2 separate regions of the Homo sapiens genome follow, and region 2 is linked to region 1. A link is a loop called in an ENCODE intact Hi-C map of the cell type or tissue named here. Cell type or tissue: GM12878. All regions are shown on one strand. Each heading gives the region's core, and the rest is flanking DNA. Links, peaks and the distances in the headings are about the cores only. Region 1 has its middle 18 kb from the start of LINC02851. Region 2 overlaps GLDC (glycine decarboxylase).

Region 1 (2,920 bases), core at 238-2,737:
AATTGGTTCAGGAAGATTTCCTTCTCCCCATGCTCCACCCTCTTCATTACAAAGATGAAATTATTTTTATGTTTAATATTTATTTATTTATTGAGACGGAGTTTTGCTCTTGTTGCCCAGTCTGGAGTGCAATGGCATGATCTCAGTTCACTGCAACCTCCATCTCCTGGGTTCAAGCGATTCTCCTGCCTTAGCCTCCCAAGTAGCTAGGATTATAGGCATGCGCCACCATGCTCAGATAATTTTGTATTTTTAGTAGAGATGGGGTTTAGCCATGTTGGTCAGGCTGGTCTCGAACTCCTGACCTCAGGTGATCCGCCCGCCTTTGCCTTCCCAAAGTGTTGGGGTTATAGGTGTGAGCCACTGCATCTAGCCTTTTTTTTTTCTTTTTTTCTTTTGAGACAGAGTCTCACTCTGTTGCCCAGGCTGGAGTGCAGTGTCATGTGATCTTCGCTCACTGCAACCTCCTCCTCCCAGGTTCAAGTAGTTCTTCTGTCTCAGCCTCCTGAGTAGCTGGGACTACAGGCACCCGCCACCACACTCAGCTAATTTTTTGTATTTTTAGTAAAGACAGGGTTTCACCATATCGGTCAGGCTGGTCTTGAACTCCTGACCTCAGGTGATCCACCCGCCTCAGCCTCCCAAAGTGCTGGGATTATAGGCTTGAGCCACCACGCCCAGCCATGGCCTATTATTATTATTATTATTATTATTATTACTATTATTATTATTATTATTATTATTTTGTGACAGAGTCTTGCTCTGTTGCCAGGCTGGAGTGCAGTGGTGCTATCTTGGCTCACTGCAACCTCCACCTCCCAGGTACAAGCGATTCTGCTGCCTCAGCCTTCTGAGTAGCTGGGATTATAGGCGCGCGCCACGACACCCAGCTAATTTTTGTATTTTTAGTAGAGACGAGGTTTCACCATGTTGGCCAGGATGGTCTCAATCTCTTGACCTCATGATCCGCCTGCCTTGGCATCCCAAAGTGCTGAGATTACAGCCATATATTTATTATTATTATTATTATTATTATTATTTTGAGACAGGTTCTTGCTCTGTCACCCAGCCTGGAGTGCAGTGGCATGATCTTGGCTCACTGCAACCTCTGCCTCCTGGGATCAAGCAATTCTCTTGCTTTAGCCTCCCGAGTAGCTGGGATTACAGGCACACAACACCACACCTGCCTAATTCTTCTACGTTTTGTAGAGATGGAGTCTCGCCATGTTGCCCAGCCTGGTCTTGAATTCCTGGCTTCAAGTGATCCTCTAGCCTCAGCCTCCCAAATTGCTGGGATTACAAGGATGAGCCAATGCACCCAGCCTGTGTTTATTCTTTTAAATGATAGTAAAGTACAATAGAGGGAGAGAATTGCAGGTTATATTTTTTGTTTGTTTCTCTGTTTTTTATTTAATGTCTCCCCAGAAACCTCCATAGGTGCTTCACTTTCTAGTTTAGTTCCTGCTAATTTTAATAGCTCAAATGTTACCCTATCAGGGGTGTCAGTGGGAGAGCCCTGCGGAAGTGGAGTTCCCTGAGGAGGAAAGTTTCTACATTCAGAAAAGACTTGGCTTGGGTTTTGTCGGGAGGTAAAAATGGGTCAGTGACTCAGAAAAGCTTGCCTAAAAGCTGACATCTAGTGTTCATTTCTGAAAATATGTCCTGACATACTAACCCTGAGATTTTCTATCCCAAGAACTGTTTTTATTGATTTTATTGTTACGCACCAGATTTCAAGACCATTTGACTACCCAAAGAAACACAACTTAGAAAATAATTATGGTTTTCACTTTGTTTTAATCACAATACATATAATACTGCCAAAACAGGACTTTGGATCAACAGACATAATAGCAATTATTATTATTTTATTTTACTTATTATTATTATTTTTGAGACGGAGTGTCACTCTATTGCCCAAGCTGGAGTGCAGTGGCAGGATCTTGGCTGACTGCAACCTCCGCCTCTCGGGTTCAAGCGATTCTCCTGCCTCAGCCTCCCAGGTAGCTGGGATTACAGGCATGCGCCACCAGGCCTGGCTAAGTTTGTATTTTTAGTAGAGATGGGGTTTCACCATGTTGGCCAGGCTGGTCTCGAACTCCTGACCTCAGGTGATTCACCTGCCTCGGCCTCCCAAAGTGCTGGGATTACAGGCGTGAGCCACTGCACCTGGCCAGCAATTATTTTATTTATTTGAGATAGAATCTCACTTTGTTGCCCAGGTCTGACTTTGCAGTGGCACAAGCATGGCTCACCACAGTCTAGATCTCCTGGGCTCAAGCAGTCCTCCCGCCTCAGCCTCCCTAGTAGCTGATACCATAGGCCTGCACCATCGTGGCCAGCTTTTAAAATTTATTTTTGTAGAGACAGGGTCTCACTGTGCTGCCCAGGCTGGTCTCAAATTCCCAAACTCAAAGGATCGTCCTGCCTCAGCCACCTAAAGTGCTGGGATTACAAGCATGTGCCACCTTGCCTGACTCCAGTTGATTTTTCATTTTTATTTTTATTTTATGTTTTGGGAAGGGTCTTGCTTTGTTGCCCAGGGTGGAGTGCACTTGTGCAATCTCAGCTCCCCGCAGCCTTGACCTCCTGGGCCCGGGCAATCCTCCCACCTCAACCTCCCAAATAGCTGGGACTACAGGTACATGCCACCATGCTGGCTAATTTTTAATTTTCTGTAAAAACAGGAGTCTCACAGCCCAGCATGGTGGCTCACGCCTGTAATCCTAGTACTTTGGGAGGCTAGGGCAGGAGGACCACTTGAGACCAGCCTGGGCAACAGAGTGGGACCCCTCTCTCTTTTTAAAATTATTTTTTATCTTTTTTTTTTTTTTTTTTTTAAACAGGGTCTTGTTCTGTCACCCAGGCTGGAGTGCAGTGGTGTGATCTCAGCTCAGTGCAGCCTCAACTGCCAGGGCTC
Region 2 (2,920 bases), core at 209-2,708, 100 kb before region 1:
AGATTCAAAACTTTTTGTGACTACAGAACTCTACAGACACATTGACTGACTCTAATTAGTCAGGTATAAATGAAATTACCAGGAAATGGTTCCTTGATGACACCTGTGACTGCACCTGCTATTTTGAGTATAACATCAGTGGCTGACATGGTATTCGAAATTCTCCCTCTGTGCAGAGTTGTCAAGAAACCTGTGTTTCTTCTTACAAAAAATGTGACGTGCATATAGGTCCCCTAGATTTCACTGGACTCTAGCCAGCAGTAAATCATGACAAATTAGCCAATATGTAAGCCCTGTTGTAGACACAGAATAATTATAAGACAAGAAATGTGTCACCCACTTGTGCAGAGATTAGCACAAATAAGCCAAAATAGGATTGAAACAAGGTTAAAAAAATCACTTATATATGGAATATGTGGTGTATCCCTTCCTTTTTTCTGCGAATTAAGACATCAAATTGCTTTACTCACCAGAAGCATGGCCCTTGTACTTTCTCAACAAAGAATAAGGCATTTTCTCATCTGTCACAGCAGCTTCTGCTCATGACCAGAAACATCCTTCATTCCTTTATCTAAGCCTAAACATTGTGCAAAGCCCCTGCCATGCTCAAATCAGCTCTTGGAAATGGATGGTATAGCTGGGAATCTCAGGAACTGGAGAAGACATCATTGCCAGGAACGACATCATGATGAAGATCTCTTACCCTCTGCAAGATTGGGATAGGGTGTGGAGTCTCACTGTCCATCATATGAATGAGAAAAATTAGGACAAAGAAAGAACACCAGGTATGTAGGGAAAAACAGCGGAGAAATGTCTAAGACACTGGTTCTCAACCTTGGCTGCAGTTGGAATCATGTAGGGAACTTTAAAGAAATACTCACGCCTGGGTCCCTTCCCTCACCCCAGTCATTCTCCATTGAGATTATGATTCAATCTGGGATTGTGATGTGGGCATCAGGGATGTTATAAAGTCACCATGGGATCTAATTCCTAGCCAAGGCTGTAAACCACTGCTTTAAGAAGACAAATTTCCTGATTCTTAGGTCAGTCTTCTGGGATCCTGGCTGGGATCACAATTTACTGCAAGAGCTAATAACCAGAATTAAAATAGTCTTGAAAAATCACTCTCCAATATGACAGTGAAAATGTGATTATATTCCGTCACTAGAGGGCGAAATTTCTTAATTTTCAACATTTAATAACTATCATAGACTCAAGGTTCAGAATTCACTGAGGTTTGTCTCTTAAAACAAAACAAAAATAAGTAATGAAGTTCTAAAGAAGGTATACTAAAGCTTGACTTTCATGCTATCAGCTCCTACCTATTTATGAAGTGAGACTTTAAGACGCAATTGAGAGCACTGTATCCTTTCATTGCCACATACCCTCTTCCCAAAGGGTTTGTATTTTATAGGGTGTATTGTTTTTACAAAGTAAATGGCTTTGCTGTGTAGTCTATGTTACAAAACAGAAGGTAGGGCATCTTGAAACAGAAATTTTGCATTACTAACCAGCTCCCAGAGGGGTCAACTCTGAGGCTGCTGGTAGAGAACTATACTTTGAGCAGCAGGAGGTGAAGAACCTAGGGGCAGATACCATAACTCATTTTCTAAAGATATTCTAAAATGTAAACTCACATACCGATAACATGATTCCTGCCCATCTATCATTCATCTATGTATGTATGTATGTATGTATGTATGTATGTATGTATCTATCTATCTATCTATCTATCATCTGTCCATCGGTCCATCTGTCATCTATCATCATGAAGGCAGAGAGACCACAAATCCAGGGGATTCCAAATTGACTGTGTATTAGAATCACTTGGTCTTGTCTTAAAAATAAAGATTCTAGGCCAGGCGTGGTGGCTCACACCTGTAATCCCAACACTTTGGGAGGCCGAGCCAGGCGGATCACCTGAGGTCAGGAGTTAGAGACCAGCCTGACCAACATGGAGAAACCCCATCTCTACTAAAAATACAAAATTAGCCAGGTGTGGTAGCACATGCCTGTAATCCCAGCTACTCGGGAGGCTGAGGCAGGAGAATCTCTTGAATGCAGGAGGCAGAGGTTGCGGTGAGCCGAGATCACGCCATTGCACTCCAGCCTGGGCAACAAGAGCAAAACTCCATCTAAAAAAACAAATAAATAAATAAAAATAAAAATAAAGAGTCTTAGTCTCACCCCCTGGAGGTTATGATCAGTGCGTCTGGAGCGGGGCCCGGAGTTTGTATTTTTAACAAGTGCTCAGGAGATTTTGCTGGAGGCTGTTGCTTTTGAAAATCACTGTTCTTCTTCAAAGTCTTTCCTTTACAAAGAAATTGAGGCTGGAAGAGGAGAAGGGACCTTTCAAAGTTAGTGACATTACCAAAGCAGGATCCAGGTTCTCCTGGCCCTGCTAAACTGAGACACTTGTTGGAATTCAGCATGTGTGCTTGATCCTTCTTCTTATGCTGTGTCACTGACAGGTGTAGTAAGCTAGCTTCCAAAGACAGTCCGCAATGAACGACATCTACCAAAATTCACACCCAGGTGTTGTCCCCTCCCCGATTCAATCTGGGCTCGCCTCGTGACTTGCTTTAATAGATAGACTAATCTGGAAGGGATGCAGTGTAACTTAGGAGGTTCGGCCATTAGAGATTTGCAGCTTCTCCATGCTTCATCTGGGAACACGCATTCTGAACCCCGACATTGTGCTGTAAGGAACAAGGAAGCTCAAGGAACTACAAGGAAAGCCCCATATGGAGAAAAACTATGGCCCTAGTGAACATCCTCAAATGCACTCCCAGCCCACAGCTCCTCACCAGCTATGTGAGGGAGAACACGATGCACCTTCTAGCCATGCTCTCCCCAGTGGAGTGGAACTGTCTAGCAAGTCACAGAATAACACAAAAAAGTTGTTGTTCTAAGCCTTTAA

The links. Hi-C counts contacts between places; a loop is a spot of excess contacts. Peaks named below come from ENCODE experiments on the same cell type or tissue, not always from the same donor. Only the 100,000 strongest peaks of a DNase experiment are listed, where the experiment ranks them.
Region 2: it touches region 1 in a loop (7-fold over the local background); 28 of 110 quality-filtered maps call a loop at or near these places.

The regions. Positions count from the first base shown.
Region 1 is chr9:6,684,987-6,687,906 of GRCh38, forward strand. No RefSeq gene overlaps it. Among named protein-coding and RNA genes, the nearest start is that of LINC02851, 18 kb to the right of the region's middle. In GM12878, for the core only: a CTCF peak has its summit at 1,636 (motif pointing left); no DNase peak of the experiment used is centred there; H3K27ac peaks cover 737 bases.
Region 2 is chr9:6,584,158-6,587,077 of GRCh38, forward strand. All of the region lies in intron 15 of GLDC (glycine decarboxylase), which reads right to left. Among named protein-coding and RNA genes, the nearest start is that of GLDC, 60 kb to the right of the region's middle. In GM12878, for the core only: no CTCF peak of the experiment used is centred there; no DNase peak of the experiment used is centred there.